2 separate regions of the Homo sapiens genome follow, and region 1 is linked to region 2. Evidence: read pairs that join two places in POLR2A ChIA-PET (ENCODE). Cell type or tissue: GM12878. All regions are shown on one strand. Links, peaks and the distances in the headings refer to the core of each region. The heading gives the core; the rest is flanking DNA.

Evidence for each region. ChIA-PET counts read pairs that join two places held together with the same protein. Peaks named below come from ENCODE experiments on the same cell type or tissue, not always from the same donor. Only the 100,000 strongest peaks of a DNase experiment are listed, where the experiment ranks them.
Region 1: POLR2A ChIA-PET joins it to region 2 with 5 read pairs; 2 of 35 experiments call an interaction of 5 or more read pairs at or near these places.

The regions. Positions count from the first base shown.
Region 1 is chr2:273,211-279,346 of GRCh38, reverse strand. It overlaps ACP1 (acid phosphatase 1), which reads right to left. Exons shown (of 6, transcript NM_004300.4): 4 at 4,146-4,207; 5 at 2,262-2,367; 6 at 1,064-2,120. The coding sequence ends at 2,043. Among named protein-coding and RNA genes, the nearest start is that of ACP1, 11 kb to the right of the region's middle. In GM12878, for the core only: a CTCF peak has its summit at 4,646 (motif pointing right); a DNase peak (open chromatin) is centred at 3,716.
Region 2 is chr2:410,515-428,412 of GRCh38, reverse strand. It overlaps LOC124905962 (collagen alpha-2(I) chain-like), which reads right to left and starts at 11,801. Exons shown (of 3, transcript XM_047446892.1): 1 at 11,714-11,801; 2 at 7,149-8,389; 3 at 4,165-6,575. The coding sequence starts at 11,801. The coding sequence ends at 7,230. In GM12878, for the core only: no CTCF peak of the experiment used is centred there; no DNase peak of the experiment used is centred there.

The DNA.
Region 1 (6,136 bases), core at 1,137-6,136, 140 kb after region 2:
AAGATAGTCCCTGATTTGCTGGGAAATATTCCAAATAAGGTTGTATCCATTATTTCCCAAGCGATTTTGTAATCATGAAAATGCTTAACTAGGAGAAACCTTAAGACTTCTAAGCAGTCTCAGAATTTTAGATGTAGATGTATTTTAAACAAATCTAATTGGATCCAATTTAAAAAGCTGAATTCGGCAAAGCAATGAGTTTCTCCATTCATATGAGCCCTTGTCGGCAGATGGTATCGTCTGGGTGTAGCCATAAGGACAGAATAGTCAAGAGTCCTAGGATTTGTTTGAGGATCTGTATTTATAGAGATAAACATTAAAGAAAAACTATAGGATTTTATTTCCAAACATAAAGGAATAGAAGAGTAAGAAATTTTGACTTTGAGATTAAAAGCAATTACTGAATGAAGAGAACAGGGTGTAACTTTTGAAGTGCTCTTATTTAATCCTGTTTTCTAATTACAGCTCATTACTTGACCTTTCCTTCCCCATTTTTTATGTTTTAAGGATTTCATGTTCAAATATCCAATCTATTAATATTTAATCCCCTCAGTTTTCTGTATGTCTGAGTAATTCCAACAAGAGCAAGACTCACTGGGTTTGCAAACTTTCTTCCTATGAAGACAGCCTGGCACTTCCACATGGTACAGTGGGGAAACTACTCACTTTCATCTGGCAACAGCTTATCCTCCAGATACTAGGGAGTCAAGGATCAAACGTGTCTCCTCCCCATGGCACTGCCTGGGACCCTCATGATACTGAGGTCAGGAGTGCAGATGTCCTGGCCAGGCAGCTGTGCATCACTGCACAGGAGGGCACAGCGTAGAGGCAACATGTCCAGAGGATGGTACTGGGCAAGGACAGTTCCAGCTGTAGAACCTCAAACTTCCTTCAGAAACTAGACATGATGACATGGGGCAGCAATGTGCTTATTTTCATCATTTTACTTCCTTATCCTGAAGATAAAATATGCACACCTAACATCACAGATCATGTAAAAAGGACAATACAATGTTTTCAAATGCTTCCTTACCTGTCAATAAAAAAACAGGCAGACACCAGATTTATATCTCTAGTTGTATTTTTATAACTCCCCAGTTTATTTTGAAATATTCATGATTTTGACATTATCTCAAAATACACAGAAATTACCTTACATCTGCCTATACATTTATTAAATGCTGATGAAGAATACTTATTCAATATTTAAGCATGCCAAATAATAACACTTTTCCCAACTTTTAAAATTATTTTAAAAAATAAGCCAATTTATATTGGACATTTGGGTTACATGTGCATATAAAAACAGTCATATTCCTCAACTGACCATAGACTAGCATACAAGTGTCCTTCTTTCTGGATGTAATTAAGTTTCAGAGGCAAAGTGGTTCAGATGGGAGCCAATGGGCTGACCTCCTCATGAAGTAAACTCGACAAAAATCATGAAGTATTGAAGGTGCCAACGACTGATTCCATAAATGTTTCTCTCTTCCCTATCTTTTCAATATACAAGTGTGCACTATGGGTGTGTAGAAATTAAAACACTTCTAATCTAGACTGTGAGCTCCTACGGAGGGGACTACTGTCAATCCACAAAAGGCCCTAGGGAAGAGAGAGGTAGCACTGGGGAGCAGAGGGCACCTGCCCTCCAGGCCATCCACACAAACCTACTGAAGAGGTAGACTCGATTATCTAAGTCTCAACAGGCTTAGATGTTGACCTGGGCCTTCAAGTGAGGTTTTCCTTCATTGTTTTATGTTGCTTGTTCTACTATTTTTGTAACTGGGGCAAAGTGAGATGTTCAACTAGTCTAAGAATGCTTAAAATACCCCATAAGCTGTCTGAATCAAAGATTTTTATTGATTCTCCTGCCAAACACAACTGATTTCCATCTACAATTACTTTTTAAGGTAAGAAACAGTAAGTCAACTGAACAAAGAGCTGGGCTTTGGGCCCTGGAACGTGATTACACACCGACTGAGAAATGCAGGACCTCAGGGTGGGGTCTAGTCAGGCTGGCCGCAGCAGGGCACGAACCTGCCTCAGTGGGCCTTCTCCAAGAACGCTCTGCAGCACCTGACACACTGCTGGTACACCGTCTCAAAGTCAGAGTCATTCCCCTAAATGGACAGGAAAAAGAAGAAAATGGCAAAACCTGCATAACAAAAACATCCTTAACACAATCTCATCTGTTATTTAATATGGCAGGATACAAATGTGTTGGGTCTTCATATTAGCCCTAAAACGTGAACTGTACTTACATAATAGGGATCTTCAATAATAAGTTGTTTTTGTGGATCATAGCTCCCAAGTAGTTCAATTTTAGCTTTGCAGGTTTTAACTTGATTACTTTTTCTATTCAAATCTCTGTAAAATTGAAATATGAACTTAGTTTTCTGATCTATGGTTTCAAGTTAAACAGGGACATCTGCTAGGGTGTTCTGAAACATCCATATCAAAATCAAGACAGAATGACCTAATTTGAAATGAAACGGAACACTCAGCAGGCCCGTGTGGCCCCTTCTGCAGCTGTATGCCACTGCCCTCTCTCTAGGCAAGACAGTTTGCGACAGCAGCTTATTCTCACTGATTCTGTTACACAAAATATACAATAATTATATTTTCTCCCACAAAATACATTTTAAGACAATCAAGTTTCAGAGATAAAGGTCATAGAAAGGAACCCAAAACACCATCTGAACCAGTCCCAAAACAGAGGGCTACCAATTCCATCCTCAGGTGTCTTGACACAGCACTTCCCACAGCACGACCCACTCCTTAATTACTCTTCCATCTTTTATTCCTTAAGCCTCTGCCCAAGCTGAAAACTCAGCTTCACTCTAGACTTCCACCCTTAGCTTTCACATTGCTACAAAAGAAAAAGGCAAACTTAACTAAGCGCCTCCATTTATTTAACAAATTTCGACTGAGCACCTGCGACAGATGAGTTGATGAGTCAGGTACGTGCTTTATGTGGGAACGGAACAGCCAAGAGCTCCCATGCACGAAGTTTTACAGCTCAGGATTAGGTGCAGGAATGAGAACTGCAGGCAGGCCTAAGTCTAATGCACAATCTGGCCTAATGACAGGGCAGCAGAATACCTCTATCAAGAAATGAATTTAAGCTGACCCACGAGGGGCAAATAGGAGCCGAATGACCCAAGAAGCAAGGAGGAGCTTCCAGGCAGAGGAACAGCACGTGCAAATGTGAGGCTGCAGGAACTCCACTTGCCCCACACGCAAAGAAACACGGTGCTCAGTGCCAGTCAAAGCAAATGGGGTCTCCTAAAAAGGTGTTTTTACGATGCCTATGGGCTATGGTGTCAGCAAAAACAATGAGAACAGAATAAGGACTGAAAAATAAAAATTAAAAAATACATGCATTTTAATGAAGGTCCTAATTAATAAAAAATAATTGAAACTGGTGCATCCCTATCTGTTCATTTGTACAAAAGTAATTAAAAGCACAAATAGTTTATCTTCATCAAAAACATGAGATATTTATGAATAAGTAGTGATGCAAGTCAGAATCCTGGAGTGACATTAAATTATGATCCGTTCCCGATGACGCCTTGAACATGGGACTGGGGCAGGTCAGGAGGGTGGTGACTGAGGCAGGGGTGCATACAGCAGGGCCCTTCCTCACTGAGCCTAGGCTTAAATCCCATGACATCCACCACATGCTAGCTGTGTGAACTCGGGGACATAACCTAACATTACCGTTTCTCACTTCCTTCTTTTACAAGATGGGATAATAATAGGAACCTATGGTTGCAGAGCTTTGACCTGAGAATCAATAAAACACTGCCCTGCCCAGGAATCATTACAGCAAAAATATCAAAATCGTTCTCATGCAGAACAATATGCTTGATACAAAACTATAACAGCCAAGCTAGTTTTCCAATTAAATCATGCTATTAACAACTAGACTTTCCCTTTTCTAAGGTGTATTTCCTTGTAAATACCTAAGAGACAATTCTAGATTACTAAGTTTTTTGCTGTTCTAAATAAAATAATTCTACATATGGTGACCATCACTGACTATTAAAACCTTTAAAATAGAAAAAGTAAATCTGGACAACAAATTACTTGGCCCACTGCTGAACTGAGAGTTGAACAGAAATATTCTTCAAAAACAGGATTACCTCAGATTGCTTTCATCCATACATAGTATATAATCAAATGTGGCAAAATCTTCTTTGGTAATCTAAAATTGAATAAGAAGTCAAAACACAGTGTTTATACCATTCAAGCCTAGAGGATGCAAAGCAATACTAAAAGAAAAAAAAAACTGCTGTATTTGAGCCTGTTACTCACTAATAAACAATTAAATAATTTTTAGGGTACTTTTAAGTTAAAATAGAGTTAACCTATTTCTCAAAATTGTACTGCAAAGAAATTTTGTATTATAAAGTTCCATACAATAATCATAAAATAGTATAATGTGTAGACACAATGTTTATACATCGGCTTCAATTCCTTAGTAGCAGTGTATAATACAGTCAACATACTAAAATGTCACATATTTAATCCCCTTCATTATTCTACTCTATTTTTCATTCCACAAGCACTGAACATCCTGGGCCCCAGTAACAAACACCAAGCTAAGTGGACAGAGCCGCGTCCCATGGAGCTGCCCTTCCACATGGGGGCAGGCAACACACAGGAGGCACAGATGCCCTGGAGGAAATAAAGCAGAGAGGAGATACATACAGCTTTGGGGCAGGGAGGAGTAAAAGTATTAAGTTGGGTGGTCAGAGGTGGTCACTAAGAAAGAAACACAGGAGTGATAACTGACAGTCCTCCTTTATTTTGATTGACTATCCATAATTTAAACCTCACACAGAAGAGAATGCCACTCAGTATTTCTACTGATTGTAACCTGAAAGCTTATGATTGTTTTCTGATATAATCTATAAACACACCTACTTAAAATACAAATGAAAAGATTATTTTGTGAATTTCGACTACTATAAATAATGGCAGAATAAGAAACATAAACATACGTACTGCGGAACAAAGGTGGAAAGTGTATACCTGTTCTTCTAAAAAATGAGAAACTTTGGCTTTTAGTATGCACTTCCAGTAGCTAGAAAAGACTGTATTTCGTCAACACTCCCATGACATTGACTTATTTCAAAATTGAGAATAAGTACAATACTGAATTTTTTCTTTTTGTTTTTAGAGAAAAGGTCTCACTCTGTCACCAACACTGGGGTACAGTGGTGTGATCATAGCTCACTGCAGCCTCAACTTCTTGAGTTCAAGCCAACCTCCTACCTCAGCCTCCCAAACAGCTGGGACTACAGGCATATGTCATAGCACCCAGCTAATTTTTAAAATTTTTTTGGTAGAGATGGGTCTCACTATGTTGCTCAGGCTGGTCTTGACCTCCTAGGCTCAAGCAATGTTGAGCCTCCCAAAGTGTTATTAGGATTATAAGTGTGAGCCACCATGCCTGAACAGTATTATATTATTTCTCCAAATTAGTTATGTGAGAAATTCCCTAGGATTTAATACTAAACTTGTTTTAAATTCTGGACTAATTGTAAATTTTTCATAAAAAAAGACTTAGTAACTGTTACATAATTTTTAGATGTTACAATAATTGAGAAAGAAACAGCTATAACTTATGTAACAAATGCACAATAAAGGATTTCCACTTGCAGCTATAAATGAAACAGCTTGTGGCAAATCACCCCTACTACTAAAAACAACTAGAAACGCCATATAAAAAACCAGTGCTGCAGAGACAGTCGGGCTTTGTGGCCACCAGGCCGCTCTGGCTGTGCTGCTCTAGCACAAAAGCAGCCGCGAACTACAGGTGAATGAGTGAGTCTGGCTGTGTTCCAACAAACACTGTTCATAAAAAAGGTGCCTCAAAAAAAGGTGCAGGCCCCAATCTGCAGACTCCTGCCACTTGCCACTTCTCTTCCTGCTAAAACTGGAAAGTGATGAGACCTCAGAACAGGGATCTCAAACGGTTCAGTAGCAGAACTCTTGAACTCTGTAAAATTATTTAAATCCTATGTTATGGTTTGGATGTGTCCCCCAAAGTTCCTTTGTTGGAAACTTCATCCCCAATGCAACAATAGTGAGACGCAGGATCTTTATTAATGCCACTATCTTGGGAGTG
Region 2 (17,898 bases), core at 6,676-11,675:
GCAAGGAAGAAAAATAGCAGAATATGTAATCACATATATTTAACACAGATTCACAAGTTAAATTAGTCATATGTTGTGGCAATGGACACTTAATTCAATAACTAAACAGAAAACAAAACTAAACAATCCTCCAAGACTTAGAAAACGAGCATGAAAAGTTTCTAAAGATGGGAAGTGTGGAAGACGGACAGACCGGGCAGATTTAATCCATAAATCACAAAACCCACAGGTGGAGGGCACAGCCCCCAGGCAGAGGCAATGCCCAAAGACAGCAGAAGACAGCATTCTCTATCACTTTGTCTGTGAGGCATAAACATTTGCCACTTAATCACTGGGTCATCTCCTTGTGGTTTAAATTCACATGTTACTGATTGTTAGTGAGGCTGGAATCTTTTCATGAATGTACTAGCTATTCATTTTTCTCTTCTATAACTTGCCTAATCTTTTGCCCAGTTTTCTATTATGTGTGTTGTATTTTCTTTAAATTGTGACAGTTCATCTATTCTGTATTTTGGGTGGATTAAAGATCTAATATAAAAAGTAAATTTTCAAAATATTTAGGGGGAAAATGATGAGTATCTTCATTAAAAACTAAAATAACATAGTATCTTAAATAATTTATAGAAGCATAAATGTTAAAGTATGCCAATCAATTCAGCTACATACAAATTTATAACTTTTATTTACTAACGAATACCATGAAATGGAAGAACACAGCCTCGTAGAAGACAACTGCGGCTCCCTAAATACCTTCAAAATGAGCACCTGAAGCAAAATGACTGGGAACATGAAAAAGACAATCTCTGGTGGCTGTGCCAGCAGAGCCCCCTGCGTGCCAGCGGAGCCCCCTGCGTGCCTGCGGAACCCCCTGCGTGCCTGCGGAGCCCCCTGCGTGCCAGCGGAGCCCCCTGCGTGCCAGCGGAGCCCCCTGCGTGCCTGCGGAGCCCCCGGCGTGCCAGCGGAACCCCCTGCGTGCCTGCGGAGCCCCCTGCGTGCCAGCGGAGCCCCCGGCGTGCCTGCGGAGCCCCCGGCGTGCCAGCGGAACCCCCTGCGTGCCAGCGGAGCCCCCGGCGTGCCTGCGGAGCCCCCGGCGTGCCTGCGGAGCCCCCTGCGTGCCACCGGAGCCCCCTGCGTGCCTGCGGAACCCCCTGCGTGCCAGCGGAACCCCCGGCGTGCCAGCGGAACCCCCCGGCGTGCCTGCGGAGCCCCCTGCGTGCCTGCGGAACCCCCGGCGTGCCAGCGGAACCCCCTGCGTGCCAGCGGAGCCCCCGGCGTGCCTGCGGAGCCCCCGGCGTGCCTGCGGAGCCCCCTGCGTGCCACCGGAGCCCCCTGCGTGCCTGCGGAACCCCCTGCGTGCCAACGGAACCCCCGGCGTGCCAGCGGAACCCCCGGCGTGCCTGCGGAGCCCCCTGCGTGCCTGCGGAACCCCCGGCGTGCCAGCGGAACCCCCTGCGTGCCAGCGGAACCCCCGGCGTGCCAGGGGAGCCCCCTGCGTGCCTGCGGAGCCCCCGGCGTGCCTGCGGAGCCCCCTGCGTGCCAGCGGAGCCCCAGGCGTGCCAGCGGAGCCCCCGGCGTGCCTGCAGAACCCCCGGCGTGCCAGCGGAACCCCCTGCGTGCCAGCGGAACCCCCGGCGTGCCTGCGGAGCCCCCGGCGTGCCTGCGGAACCCCCTGCGTGCCAGCGGAGCCCCCTGCGTGCCTGCGGAGCCCCCTGCGTGCCTGCGGAACCCCTGCGTGCCAGCGGAGCCCCCTGCGTGCCTGCGGAACCCCCTGCGTGCCAGCGGAGCCCCCTGCGTGCCTGCGGAGCCCCCTGCGTGCCTGCGGAACCCCTGCGTGCCATCGGAACCCCCGGCGTGCCATCGGAGCCCCCTTTGTGCCTGCGGAGCCCTCTGCGTGCCTGCGGAACCCCCTGCGTGCCTGTGGAGCCCCCTGCGTGCCTGCGGACCTGCCAGGGAACTATAGGGTCACCCATCAGGACTCTCATGCATGAGATGGGTTATCTCATTTCACCCATGCACTAAAGTAGGAAATATGCTTTTTCTATTTCTCACAGGAAAGAAAGACTTGCAAGGTTTAATATCACTTGGACAGATGTGGGTAGCGCCGGGGCTCCAACCCTGCTTGTGGGTCTAGAGCCCGTGACACCATCCCGGAGGACGCCCGTAGGGCCCCTGCGATGGCAGTAAGTAGGGCCCCAGAAGAGGCTCCCCAGGCACATCCCTGTCTTGTTTCCCCTGGTCACTTGGTGCTAAGCCGGCACGGCGCCCTGCTGAGTGGGATCCCTACCATGAGAGAGCAGCTGGGAAGGACGACTTGGGTTCAGCTCTGAGGGAAAGCAAAGGCGAGGAGCAGAGGCGAAGCCTGGGCCCCGGAGTGAAGAGACCAACCTCAGCGTCAGCCGCACGCTGGGCCACAGCCATGCCAGGTGTAGTCCTGGGCCCACCTCAGCCATACCCACCTCTTGCCTTGGAAATGGAGGCAGCTCTCCTTTATTTCAGAGCGCTGGGGACATCGTACATCATTCCAACATTTCTGTCACTTTTTTCAGTAGCACCCCATGATCAGACACAGCCTCGTTGTCCTTCAGGCTGGCCACTTCCCAAGCCTTGCAGAGACTGAGAGAATGGCATCCGAAAAACTAGAAAAGCACATTTCATTTTCATGTTCCTTGATAATGTAATATATTACAACAAGTCATGGTGAGAAAATTTACATTCAAGCATGTTCAACTTTGTTGTGTGTTCTTCTACAACAATCAGGGGAAGAGTGAATTTTTAACATTGCCTTTATGGCCTCAGGCTTCTATAATTTGGCTCAGTAAAAATCTGTTACTTTTAATGATTGAGTCTTCCACTCCATCGTAGCTGTGGGTGATGGTGAACTCACCCCGATAACACCATGTTCCGAGGCTTCCAACCTTGCCTTCAAACCTTCACACAGGTGTGTTAAGCTGTACTTTTCACCATGGAACAGGTTTCTCCCCCGTGCTGTGTGAAGCTTCTTTTATACGCATTTATAAACTCCACCCATTCACGAGGGAGGAGCCCTCATGACCTAATCACCCCCTAAAGGCCCTGCTCTTAACGCTACTGCCTTGGAGATCAAGCTTCAACATAATCATGGGGACACTTGGGCCTGGCAAGGAGCGAGTGGATGGGAAATTTGGGGAAAACAGACAACTTTATGCCACCTGCTTTCTGACTCATATGAGCTAAGACATGACTTAAAAGGAGAAAAGGTCTTTGTTGGAAGCCAGGGAATGAGAGCAAAAGAAAGATAAAACACGTGGAAAGCACAAGACTTGTTTTTTAGGAGAGGCATCATGGGCAGTTAAAGTAAATAAACTTTCCTGCTAGACAAGCTTCAATCCACACCATCCTCCCCATGAGCTAATCACATTCCACGGCCAACTCACCTAACCCTTTAGGCCCATTTTTTTCATCTGTAAAATTTCATTATTGTTATAAGCATGACTAAAGCTTACGCATCTGAAAGGCACGCCTCAGTTGAGAAACAGCCCCTCCATGGAAACATTTCCTCCTTTATTGGCGGTGCTGACCCCTTGTCCAGCCTCTGCAATTTCACAGTTTCATTGCAGACTCTCCTGCTTCTTGCTGTTCCCGACGCGATGAGCCTGGATTGGACCCGGCCAGGATTTTGTGGTTGTCCTTTGCCATGACTGGGTTCCAGGAGGAAGCTGCCCCTCTCCACTCTGACCTCCTTGGCCATAGAGGTGGTGGTGGAGGTGGTGGAGGTGGGTGGGGGTGGGCATTTATTTGAGCAATAACGAGGGTTTCTCAAGTGGGAGGAAAATAAAAATGTCTCCTGCTGAGTCCTAGATTTGCCGCAGAACAGCAGCAGAAGCAGCCCCATCAGTCTCCCCGACCCCTGACTGGACTCTATACCCCCGGGGCCAACGCTCCCAATTCAGAGTCAGTCTCCAACCCCTGCAACATGAGCTCATGGAACCTGCTAAGTTCATGGAATAAGCTCATGGAACTTATTTTAGGACGTTATTTCTGTATGTACCTTCTCAAGGCCATGAGTGCCCCGGGCAGGAGTCAGGCCATACACCTCACCGGATGGGAAGTGCCTATCGCGGGCGCTGGAGATCAGGAGGCGTCTGGTAAGTGACGAATGCACGGATGGGCACATGAACAAATGGGTGCATGAATAAATGAATTTATTAAGAAATTGTTTAGTAAATACACTGTCTTTCAGGCTTGAAAACTCATCCTTCATTTTATGATATTAGCGACGCAAAACCATTGGTAAAACAGGGTAATTTTTCTTCATTTTGGAAGACACACTGAACTTTGGTTTTTAAGAATGTTATGAGAAGTGAAGTCCAAATAGTTTCAAAAACTGTTTTTATGTAGCTTTTGTTAAATATTCCTCTAATAATCATTCATGTGGTTGGTGTCTGATTAATAGGTAAATCACGTGTCCAGATAGAAATCCAAATCCTAATATTCATGTAGATTACATTTTATCATGTGCCGGGTGAGAGTGGGAAGTAGAGAGAGGAAGTCAGGAAAAGGCAGGACGCACACTTGGGCCACGCAGCCGTCGGCAGAAGCTGCCACCAGCAATACAACACTCAGCAGAGGCTGCCACCAGGAACACACAACACTCGGCAGAAGCTGCCCCCGCGGCCACACAGTCCTTGGCAGAGGCTGCCACCAGGAACACACAACACTCAGCAGAGGCTGCCACCAGGAACACACAATACTCAGCAGAGGCTGCCCCCGGGGCCACACAGTCCTTGGCAGAGGCTGCCACCAGGGACAGCTCCGTGTGCACCTCCAGAGACACAGACCTGACTTGGGTAGAACAGCAAATGTTCCAGGATGAAAGCATTTCCTGCATTTTCAAGCCATTTGCATTTGCCATGGGGCTTTGACTTACCTTTCAGTTTATCGCTTCTCAAGAACCCCTTCATTAAGTAATTCCTGTATTTTTGGTTATGCAGGGTTAAAATTTGAATCCTCTTTTGACAAATAAGGATACTCACGTGTTTAGATTTAAGGAGCTCACCAAGGCGTACACACAGCTGGTGATGAGAGATGGGGTCCTGGTGCTGAGTCCAGTGTACTCCACGGCCATCATGCAACCTGAGTATACGTGTTAAGCAGCCCTTGCTTTAGGGACCCACTGCAGCTGGATCAGTGAATTCCTTTTACTTCAAAGTAACAGCTATCGGACACCCCCCGCTACTCATTCTCAACAATGTCACCTGTTATGGGAGACAGGCATAAAAACATAGAGCCAGCATATGGCTCATGGAATGATGAGAGGGTCTTTGCCTTTCACAGGTGCATTAGCACCAAGAGGCCTGCTTGTCCAGCTGGAAATGGTTTTGAGAGGTGCAGACACCCAACTGCAAGCTTCATGGTGCATCTGTGCCACTGCATGCAGCTGACGAGGAGCCATACATGAGCTATTTTGCCCAAAGCATCGATGGCATGGCTCCCATTGCAATCCAGCAACAGGAAGCATGGTGAAGAGTGGCCGCTGTCCCCATGAAGATGAGCAATGTGACCCACAGACCAGCCAAGGAACCAGCTTCCTCACTGTGAGCAATGCACACAGTTTTCCACTGTCTCCCCTGGTAGGAGGAGACCCTGAGCAACAACATCAGGACGTGTAAATGACTAATCATGTGCTCTTCAGGAGCGGAGATTCTCACCATGGCAGGTCACTCCTCTTCCTGGACACGGGGTGAGGCCGCGTTCCCCAGCCCCTCGCTGTGAGGTGCAGCTGTGTGACCAAGTCCTGGCCAGGAGACTGGGAGGGAGAGTGATGGCCACCACCTCTAGGCCTCCTCTGAAATCTCACCAGTTCCTCCCAGCTTCCTTGTTTATATTCTACCTGCAGATGTCCATGGAGCTACTGGAGCCCAGGGGAGGATCCCAGATTCCTGGGCGGTGTTGTGGAGCACAGCCCTCATCTGGCCTAGGTTTGACAGTCATGCAAGTGAACAATACGTTCTTATTTTGGTAAGCTACTAAAATTCGGAGGCGTTGTTACAATAGTGAGCCTACTCTGAGGAATACATCATGTCTTTTATTTCCTATAACTTTAAACTCTTAGAAACTTGGAAATTGCCAATTCTCATCTTTTATTAACCATGGCTCAGTTTAGCAGAATGGATAGAAGCAATAACAATATCTGAAGCTGTGTGGGGCTAACTAAGACATGTGGCCTGGGGAATCCAGGCAGGGTGCAGTAGCTAACAGAGTACGTTTAGGTCTTTTTTGCCTAACAATGATTAAATGTCTGCCACATAGCTGCCGAAGGTGGAGGTAGAAACAATATTTAAGCACTGCAGGAAAACAGACGTTACCTACCACTGTAGTCAGCGTAGAACTTAGTAGGATGGGAAGCATTGGAGCAAGTTGAGCTCCTGGCACCAAGTTCCCAACTAGACAGGGGTCGTCCATAGGACAGGACCCCATGGAGGCAACAGTGATTCTCAGCGAAATGGGTGCTTGCAGCTGCGACAATGCAAATACTTACAGAGAAGCACACGAGCAGGTGTCCATCAGGCACCCAGCTTCAATCTGTAGTGCTTGGTCTGAAAAAATAAAGATATTCAAGGCATGAACTCACCTTCAGGCAGGGTGAAGTTGAATTGGGGACACAAGATTAATACAACTGAAATAACACCAAGCAAAACTAGAGAGAAGAAATACAGTTCTCATCTGCCCCTCACCACGAAGGCCACGTGACATCACGCAGAGAGCCCTACCCGGGCAGCAATGAGGTGGCCACACGTGAGCTGGGCCTTGCAAGAACCCTGAGCCCTGCAGAGCCTAGAAAGAGCCAAGGAGGGTCTGTGGGGATGGAAGGCCCTCGAGGCCATTCCTCCCGGACCCTTCATTTCCCCATCAGCACAATAAACACAGCATGCGGTGTGACCCCACCGTTTCACGAAGGTAAACTGAGAATACGCGTGAACGTGCCTTCTAGAAGGAAAGCACATGCGTATCTATGGTCTGTAATTATCCTCTTCCTACACTGAATTCCTGGACAACAGGGCCACACCTTTCACCTCTGAATCCACAGAGACTAGAAGAATGCCCAGCCCAAAGCAAGCACTCACTAAGTATTTTCTAACTTATTAAAAAGTATGAATGGACAAATGAACCTTTTTCTATTTCAAATTAGATGAAACTTCTGGTGAGATTAAAACAACATGACTTGTTCTGCGATAAAAATCACCCTTTCTCTACCCCCGCTTCTGGACAGACCTCTTCACAGCAAAACCCACGTGAACCTCGTCCAGCCACAGGCCGCGCGCAGCAACGCCTCCAGGTAAACCCACGTGAACCTCGTCCAGCCACAGGCCGCGCGCAGCAACGCCTCCAGGCAAACCCACGTGAACCTCGTCTAGCCACAGGCCGCGCGCAGCAACGCCTCCAGGCAAACCCACGTGAACCTCGTCCAGCCACAGGCCGCGCGCAGCAACGCCTCCAGGCAAACCCACGTGAACCTCGTCCAGCCACAGGCCGCGCGCAGCAACGCCTCCAGGCAAACCCACGTGAACCTCGTCCAGCCACAGGCCGCGCGCAGCAACGCCTCCAGGCAAACCCACGTGAACCTCGTCTAGCCACAGGCCGCGCGCAGCAACGCCTCCAGGCAAACCCACGTGAACCTCGTCTAGCCACAGGCCGCGCGCAGCAACGCCTCCAGGCAAACCCACGTGAACCTCGTCTAGCCACAGGCCGCGCGCAGCAACGCCTCCAGGCAAACCCACGTGAACCTCGTCTAGCCACAGGCCGCGCGCAGCAACGCCTCCAGGCAAACCCACGTGAACCTCGTCTAGCCACAGGCCGCGCGCAGCAACGCCTCCAGGCAAACCCACGTGAACCTCGTCTAGCCACAGGCCGCGCGCAGCAACGCCTCCAGGCAAACCCACGTGAACCTCGTCTAGCCACAGGCCGCGCGCAGCAACGCCTCCAGGCAAACCCACGTGAACCTCGTCCAGCCACAGGCCGTGCGCAGCAACGCCTCCAGGTAAACCCACGTGAACCTCGTCTAGCCACAGGCCGCGCGCAGCAACGCCTCCAGGCAAACCCACGTGAACCTCGTCCAGCCACAGGCCGCGCGCAGCAACGCCTCCAGGCAAACCCACGTGAACCTCGTCTAGCCACAGGCCGCGCGCAGCAACGCCTCCAGGCAAACCCACGTGAACCTCGTCTAGCCACAGGCCGTGTGCAGCAATGCCTCCAGGCAAACCCACGTGAACCTCGTCTAGCCACAGGCCGCGCGCAGCAACGCCTCCAGGCAAACCCACGTGAACCTCGTCTAGCCACAGGCTGCGTGCAGCAACGCCTCCAGGCAAACCCACGGGAACCTCGTCTAGCCACAGGCTGTGCGCAGCAGTGCCTCCAGGCAAAAGTTTTTAATTTTCTTTGGTTTGGGAATTTTATTTTATATTGGACTGAGTAACTCCGTTTCAAGGGCTATGTCTCCAACATGTTACAGTTCATGGAAAGGACACATCTGGAGTGTAATTTACAATGTATCTGGGCACATATGGTTTAAAAGTTATTTCTGAATGCTATACTGTGGGCCTTTTACCTTAAAATTATGTAGCATTTTCAGATTCAAAAGCAAGTGTTTGTGAGTCAGCTCTCACAATTTGTCTCAGTCTCAAAAGCAGATATTAAAGGTCCACATGAACCCAGGGATATTATGTTAACTGACTGTGTTTTCGTAGCAAGCGGCTGTATTTTAAAGGGAACTTAGCACTTGGAGGAAAGAGAAGCCTGGATGTTTAAGGCATGTCCTCTGGTTTCAGAGGATTTCAAGCCCAGTAGGAACCACTGCAGCATCCCCAAGCCAGCCTCATCTCATGACCTAGTTTTTACAAAAATGTGGCTAGAAATATTGAGAACTGGGAGTTTAAAATTCAAAACTTCAGCTAACTCTAGAAAGTCTTGCCGTGGATATAGAGACAGCTCTTTACAGAACTGAGGCACTGACGGAGCTTCTACAATTCCAACTTCCTTACAGGATTTAAACAACGACAACAAAGAAAAAAGCAAAAAACAAAAAAGTGGGAAAGGCTAAATCCTGAGTGATGAATACACAGACAGGAAGAAGACAGAAAACCCAGCTTTTCTCAGAGAACACAAAGATCAGGACGTCCACAGACTGGGGACTGTGAGCTTTCCAGCTCTGCTCTGTGGGCACATGGGTGGTGGGACAGCATTGACTTTTGTGTGATACTATAATAAGTTCTGTAAACTATACTTTTGTTTTTTAAGTTCAGAGTACAAATTCAGGTTTGTTACATAGCTACACTGTGTCATGGGGGTTTGCTGTACAGATTATCTCATCACCCGGGTATTAAGCCTAGTGCCCGTTAGTTACTTTTCCTGGTTCTCTCCCTCCTCCTAGGCCCCAGTGTCTGCTGTTCCCGTCTATGTGTCCCTGTGTTCCACCATTTATCTCCTACTTGTAAGTGAGAACGTGTGGTGTTTGGTTTTCTGCTCCTGTGTTAATTTGCTGAGGATAGTGATCTCCAGCTTCATCCATGTCTCTGCAAAGGACATCATCACGTCTTTTTTATGGCTGAATAATACTACACTTTCAATCCCATAATTTTTAGGGTTCTATGTTGAATGCATGCGTATTCACAGATGCTACAGTGTACATCTGTCTTTTCCTCAGGAAAAAGACCAGGAATCTGAAAGGACATCAAGGAGTGGCCATGAACGCACCATGTGCCATGAGGTCATGGAGACCATAACACGGCGGGGATGCTGGAGAAACTGCCCATGTCTTACCCTCCCAGGGACACAGTACTCTTCCTGGATACATGGAAGCATTCGTTCATTCATTTTACAAAATATATTGCTTTTCTATAAAGAACACAGGATTATAAAGATATATTAACTGTATCCCCAGCTGCCCCTAAGAATGTTACTGAGACAGACCAAAACTAAAATACTAACAGCAACCAACTAGACACGCAAACAACCAAAACACTCACCCTGTCCCACGCTAAGGGAAACAGCGGGATCGTAGGGACCGGTGTCCAAACAAGACTACGTGCTTAGGGATGGTTTAGTAAAAAGTAGAGCTTGAGAGAGAACTTAATGGAGATAAAGAAGCTAGCAGGGTGAAAACACGGATTGCTGGCATTCTAGGAAAAGGAAATACCATTTCTGGAGACACAAATTTATGTAAATGCATGGCATATTTGGAGAATATAAATAATTTCTGTGAATAAAATACATCAAATTAGATAAATACAGCTAAATAGTATAAGCTTTATCCTAAGGGTTATGGAGAGCCATGAAAAGGACCTCACTGCCCCACATATAACGTGGAAAACTCACTCATGTGGCAGGCAGCCTAGGGAGAATCTGGGTGGGACATGTCTGGAACATCACTGCACTTGCGTTAAGTAATGACTACTGGGGTGAAGAATGGGAAGAAATTCAGAAGGAACTTCATGTATACAGGATTTGACCTGGGTCTGTAGGTCACGGAGGCTGCAATCATGGAAAGCAATGTTTGGAGTTGGCAATATGAAGTCCCAGTGTTTGGGGTCGTTCAGGAAATGCTCATAAGGGAACAGGAGGAAGAAGAGCAGCTTCTCTGTCCCGAGGCTAACACACCCAATCCATGCCTGGTGCTCACACAGACCTTCTGTCCACAGCACTGTGCGGCATCAGCCCCAGTAAGGGTGCTTGTCTCACTTGCTTTAATCTGGGCTTCCTGAAGGCAGGCACTTTATTAGGTGTTTAGTAAATGTTTGTTAAGAAAACAAACAAATGGATAAACTCCTCTCTTGCCTTGTGTCCATCTCACAGTAGAAAAGTGTGGACTTCCCAGTTTGCAATTAGCTTTCGTGAAAGTTACAACACATTTTGTAAATGAATGTGACATTGCAGTACTTTGTAAATGAATGTGACATTGCAGTACGTATGGCTTAATACAGCAACAAGGGAACCACAGCTGCCTCTAAGAGCTCTCCGGTTCACACTGAAGTGAATTTCCTTGGTCACCTGTTATCTCAGCCAGATATCTGAAATGTTCTTCATCTCTCAAACCAGCCACACAATTAGGTAGAGGCAAGACCCCAATAAAAAACAGATGCTGCCTGCTTCAGAAACAACGCTTTCTTGGGAACATAATTTCAAGGTCTGAAGCATGAGTTATTTCCCCAAAGCAATAGAATTGTTGATCATGTTAGATTCCCAAGAACATTATTTTTAAAAGCCTGCTGACAAAATTGGTTAGTGTATTTCAGCCCTGACAGGCGCTTAGTCAGAATGGTTTTGCTCTCCAGGGAAACACAGAAGGTGGAAATGCACAATTATTAGGATTGAGGTCACCGACAAAGCTCCTCTCATTGAAAAAAAAATTAATATAAATATATAAATTGCATGCACACATACATACGAAGTGTAGCTAAATTTCATTTTCCATTTCAATTCAAGATGCGGTTTTGTTTTCTGACAGATCTGTTCTTGTAGCAATCCTTCCTGTTATAATACAACAGCTTTATATCTTTTAAAGTATTAAAAGCAAATTCAGAAATGTGCCTTTTTACAGACAATTTTAACGTATTTTGTCCATCTTTGGTCTTAAAATACTAACTTTAACAATCAGGCAAAATCATCATAGCTCAGGTATCCCATTTAGCAATGACATCAAGTGGCGATTTACCCTGAAATTGTATGAAGACCACACAACCACCCAACGAGAGTGCCATCATCAGCGTGGTGGGGCGGGAGCTTTCTGCCGTCATCAGCGTGGTGGGGCGGGAGCTTTCTGCCGTCATCAGCGTGGTGGGGTGGGAGCTTTCTGCCATCATCTGCCTGCAGAAGCATCAAGTTTTACAACTAACCACGCAAGAGAAGGTCCAGCACACTGAAAGAACAAAAAATCCAAGAATGAATGCTTTGAAGTGGGCAAAAAGCACAGTTTCAGCTTATCTGCCTCACTCCTCCTGCCAGGCAGCATAGCTCGGTGCCAAGGGGAACCCCCTCAGCCCATGATCTCCCTGATGGGGGAAAGTGAGAGTATAGTGAGTAAGCACCCAGCCCCCCCAGCACTGGCGGACTCTGCCCAAGAGGCCCACCTTTTTCTTGCTCCACCTGGAACACTGAGGTTAACAGCACGGCTGTGTAGTTGGGAGATACTGGGAGCAGAGAAGAGAGATGGGTGCTCTACCAACATTCTGCAGACTCCATGAGGAAGCCCGCCCATAAATCACCCAGGACACCCACATGTGGACCCCCCAAACAGACCCATGGGCACCCCAAGGACTACATACAGCTCGTCTCCCCCGTACCTAAGCTGGCTTCCCAAGCATGCCCCTGCAGACAGCGCGTGCAAGCATAGCCAGCGGACACTCAGCTCAACTCGGCAGAATTTGGAGAAGACACACATACATCAGCATTTCAGGGCATCACACTGGAGAAAACAAATGGGAGGCTTTTAGCACCTGTCCTGGACTTTGCACAATCAGAAGGCATACAATCTTAAGAACTTCCTGTCAAGAAGGAATATGAGGGATTAAGCAGATGCATGCACAAAAAAGATCTCATATAGCCTCAGAATCCAAAACAGAGCTGATTGGTGAAGGTATTTCTCTCCTGAAGCAAGTCAGTAAAGACTGAAGGAGGTGACCGCTTCTTCAAATGTGCCAACATCAATGCAAGACTTCGAGGAACATGAAACAATCAAGGAAACATGACACCACCAAAGGAGCATAATAATATTCCTATAACCAACGCTAGAGAAATGGAGATATACAAACGGCCAGAAAAATTCAAAATAATTGTGTTAAGGAGGCTTGGTGAGCTACAACAGAACACAGACACTCAACAAAATTTAAAAGTAATACATAAATAAAATAAGAGGCTCAATACAGATATAAAAATCCTTTTAAAAACAAAATGAAAGTTCTGGAGCTGAAGAGTAAATTAATGAAAGCTTAAAAGGCAATGGACAGCATCAATATCTGGCTTAAACAGAAGAAACTTGAAGACATGGCATTTAGAAACATTCAGTTGGTGGGAAAAAAAGATTGAGAAATTCTACAAAATGTATGGGACACCATCAAGAAAGCTATAATTCATACTACAGAGGTCTAAAAAAGAGAAAAAGAGGGAGAAAGCTTATTTTTAAAAATAATGGCTTCAAATTTAGCAAATCTTTGAAAAGGTAAGGACATTCAAGTATGTGAAGCTAAAATGTCTCCAATTAAGTTCAACCCAAAGAAGACTTCACCAATACACATTATAATAAAACTTTCAAAAATCAAAGACAGAGAATTTTGAAAGCAGCAATAAAAGAAAGGAAATCAAATAGAAGGGAGCCCCTACAAGGCTACTAGAGGATTTTTCAGCAGAAACCTAGAGGGCCAGGACAGAGGAAGATGCTACATTTGAAATGATGAAAAAAAGAAAAAAAAAAATAAACCTCAATCTGACAAGCAAAAAGACTTCACCTGGAAATGCAGTCTTTTAGAAATGAAGAAGAGATGAAGACTTTCCCAGTCAAACAAAAGATGAAAAAGTTCAGCACCAATATAACTGCCTCACAAGAAATGCTAAAGGGAGTTCTTCAAGTTGAAACAAAAGGACACTAACTGACAACATGAAAATATAAAGTACAAAACTGACTGGTAAACACATGTAGTCAAATTCAGAATACTTTAACGATATAACGATGTGTAAATAACTTATAACCCTATTAAAATATTAAAAGACAGAAATATTAAAATCACTATAGCTAGAAACATTTGTTAATGGATACACACATAAAAATATGTAAATTGTGACATCAAGAATATAAAATGCTGAGAGCGGGAGTAAAAGTGCAGAATGTTTTGATTCAATTGAAGTTAAGTTGTTATCAATTTAAAATAGGTTGATATAACTATAAAACGTTTTACTTAGGCCTCTTAATCATCACAAAGCAAACTATGGTAGATACACAAAAGATAAAGGAATCAAAGGATACTACTTCAGAAAAGCATCAAATCATGAAGAAAGACAACAAGAGAGGAAGAAAGAAACAAAAGGTCTACAGAAAAGCCAGAAAACAATTAACACATGGGCAATGGTTAATCCTTATCTGTCAATAATTGCCTTGAATATAAATGGGTTAAATTTTCCAATCAAAAGACATAGATGGGCTAAATTGATTAAAAAATAAAAACAAGATCAACCACCTGCTGCCTACAAGAGACTCATTTCAGCTTTAAGAACACACATAAGCTGAAAATGAAAGAAAGGAAAAATATATTCTATGCAATTGGAAACCAAAAAATAGCAAGGGTGGCTATACTTATAGTAGACAAAATAGTCTTTAAGTCAAAAACTATACCAAGAAACAAAGAAGGTCATTATATAATGATAATGGGGTCAATTCATCAAGAGGATCTAACAATGATAACCATATATGCATCCAATATCAGAGCACCTAAATATAGGAGCAAATATTAACATATTTGAAAGGATAAATAGTCTGTAATATAAGGGGCTTTGACACACGCCCCATTTTCAATAATGCACAGATCATCTAGATAGAAAACCAACAAGGAAACATTGGACTTGATCTACACTTTAGACTAAACGTACCCACAGACATATACAGAACATTCCATCCAGTGGCAGCAGAATACTTATTCCTCACAAGACACTCAAAACACACTCCAGGATACATCATCTGTTAGGCCACAGAACAAGTCTTAATAATTTTTAAATTATATCAAACATCTTTTCCAACCACAATGGTATGAAATTGTAAATCAATAACAGGAAAAGTGGAAAATTCAAAAATATGTGAAAATTAAACAACCCATTCCTGAGCAGCCAATTGGTCAAAGAAATAAAAATTGAAAATAACATGAGACAAATAATGGAAATATGATGTAAAAAAACTTATAGGATGCAGCAAAATCTGTTGTAATAAGTTTATAGTATTAAATGCCTACATGAAAAAAATACCTAAATAACCTAACGTTATACTTGAAGGAACTGAAAAAAAGAACAAACTAAGCCCAAAGTTAGTAGAAGAAAGGAAACAACAAGGACCAGCAAAAATGTAAATGAAATAGAGTCTAGAAAAACAATAGAAAACATCAACAAAACTAAGAGTTGGGGTTTTTGTTGAAAAGATAAGCAAAATTAACAAACTTTTTGCTAGAGTAATAAAGAAAAAGAGAGGAGTCAAATGAATAAAAACGAGAGAGGATACATTAAAACATACCATATAAATGCAAAGGATCAGTACAGACTACAATGAACAATTACATTCTATCAAATGGGTAACCTAGAAGAAACAAACCAATTCTTAGAAAGATACAACATATGAAGACTGAATTATGAGGAAATAGAAAATCTGAATGGACCAGTAATTAGGGAGATTGAATCAGTAATCAAAAATTGCCCACCAAAGAAAAACCCAGGATCTGATGGCTTTGCTGGTGAATTCTACCAGGTATTTAAAGAAAAATTCACACCATCTTTCTCAAACTTTCCCAAAACCTTGAAGAGTAGGGAAGAATTCCAAACTCATGTTATGAAGCCAGCATTACCCTAATACCAAAGTCAGACAAGGACATTACAAGAAAAGAAAATTACGTCTATATACCTGATGAATGTAGATGCAAAAATACTATGCATAATAGTTTTAATTTATTTCCATAAATAAATGGATACTCCATGTTCAAGCATCAGAAAATAAATATTGTCAAAATAGCATCACTATCCAACATGATCTACATGTTAAATATAATCTCTGTCAAAATTTCAATGGCATTTTCAGAGAACTTAAAAAAAAATCTATTCTAAAATTTGTATGGAATCACAAAAGATCCCAAATAGCTAAATCAATGTTGAGGAAAATGAACAAAGCTGGAGGTGTCACACTTTCTGATTTCAAATTATATTGCAAAGCTATGGTAATCAAGACAGTATGGTTAGTACCACACAGACCAGTGGAAACAGATGCATGGACCAATGGAACATAACAAAAGTCCAGAAATAAATCCATGCATTTATAGTCAACTAATCATTAGCAAAGAGACCAAGAATACACAATGGGCAAAGGAGAGTCTCTTCAATAGATGGTGTTGGGAAAACGTAACATCAACACTTAAAAAAAAATTAAGATTCTTAGCTTACACATACAAATCAGCTCAAAATAGATTAGAGATTTAAACATGAGAACTGAAACCACAAAACTCTTTAAAAAAATCACATGGGGAAAAGATCCATGACATTGGTCTTGGCAATGATTTTTGGATGTGACACTAGAAGCACAGGCAAGGAAAGCAAAAATAGAGAAATGGGATTGCATCAAACTAAAAAAGCTTCTGTGTAGGAAACAATTGACAGAGTGGAAACAACCTGAGACAAAATGAGGGGAAACATTTGCAAATCCTATATCACATAAGGGGCTAATGTCCAAAATACATAGGGAACTCATACAAGTCAAGAGCCAAAAAAAAAAAAAAAAAGCAAATAACCCAATTTAAAAATGCAAAGGATCTGAATAGACATTTTTCCAAAGAGGACATACAAATGACCTAGAGGTCTATGAGGAGGTGCTCAGCATCACTAATTGTGAGAGAGATGAGACTCAAAACCACATGAGATAATATCCCACCTGTTAAGATGGCTAATACCCAAAAGTCAGAAGATGTTGGTGAGGATTTGGCAAAAATTGAATCCTTGTATACTGGTGGTGAAAGTGTAAACTGGTACAGCAATGATAGAAAACAGTATGAAACCATTTTTTAAAAATTGAAAATAAACTGTCATCATAACCACCAATAGTCCATTCATGTATTATCCAAAGAAAATAAAAGCACTATCTGGAGGACATGTCTGCACTCCCACACTCACTGCAGGACCATTCACAATATCCAAGGTATCAAAATGACCTAAGTGTCCATTGATGGATGAATGGGTAAAGGGATGTCATATGATGGAATATTATTCAGCCTTAAAGAAGAAGGAATTTTGTCATTTGCAACAACATGAAAAAACCTGGGTATATTATGCTAAGTGAAACAAGCCAGACACAGAAAGACACATACTGTATGATTTCATTTGTCTGAGGAATCTAAAAACAGTCAAACTCATAGAAGCAGAGTAGAAGAGTGGTTATCAGGAACTGGGGCAGGGAGTGGAAAAATGATGAGATGTTGGTCAAAGGGTACGAAGTTCATTTATCAGATGAGTAAGTTCTGAAGACCTAATGTTTATCATGGTCACCATAGTTAATAATAATGTATTATTTGTATGTACATATATTTGTACAATGTATACTTGGAATTTACTAAGATGGTAGATCATAAATATTCTCATTCTCTACACACCCAAAAAGGTAACTATATGATGAGATGTCATGGATGTGTTAACTAATTTGATTATAGTAATCATCTCACAAAATTTACTTATTTCAAAACACCACATTGTGTATATACAAATATATAGAGTTTTGTCAATTACACCTCAATAAATCTGGAAAAAGGTATTGGTAATAAATGTGAAACCCATATTACATAATGGGGATTGTGTCAGTTGACTGTGTGGTTTCAAAGATGAGAATCTATAAATCATGTGCGGTAGGTTCCAATATCAGCCTCTATCTGCTCTTCACTAAGAAACTGATGAAAAATTTCCAGATTAGTTATGGGATTTTATAGAAATATTTTGGATGGGAGAGATAAATCTATACAGATCACCATCTCAAGTGAAACATAAAAATAATATCCAAATTATTAAAAAGCCAAGATAAAAAGGAATGAACACAGTGGTAAAGCACAGTGCAGGACAGTGGTGTGGACAGTGAGGATGTTGGTGTGGACAGTGGAGGATGGTGTGGACTGTGAGGATGGTGGTGTGGACAATGAGGAT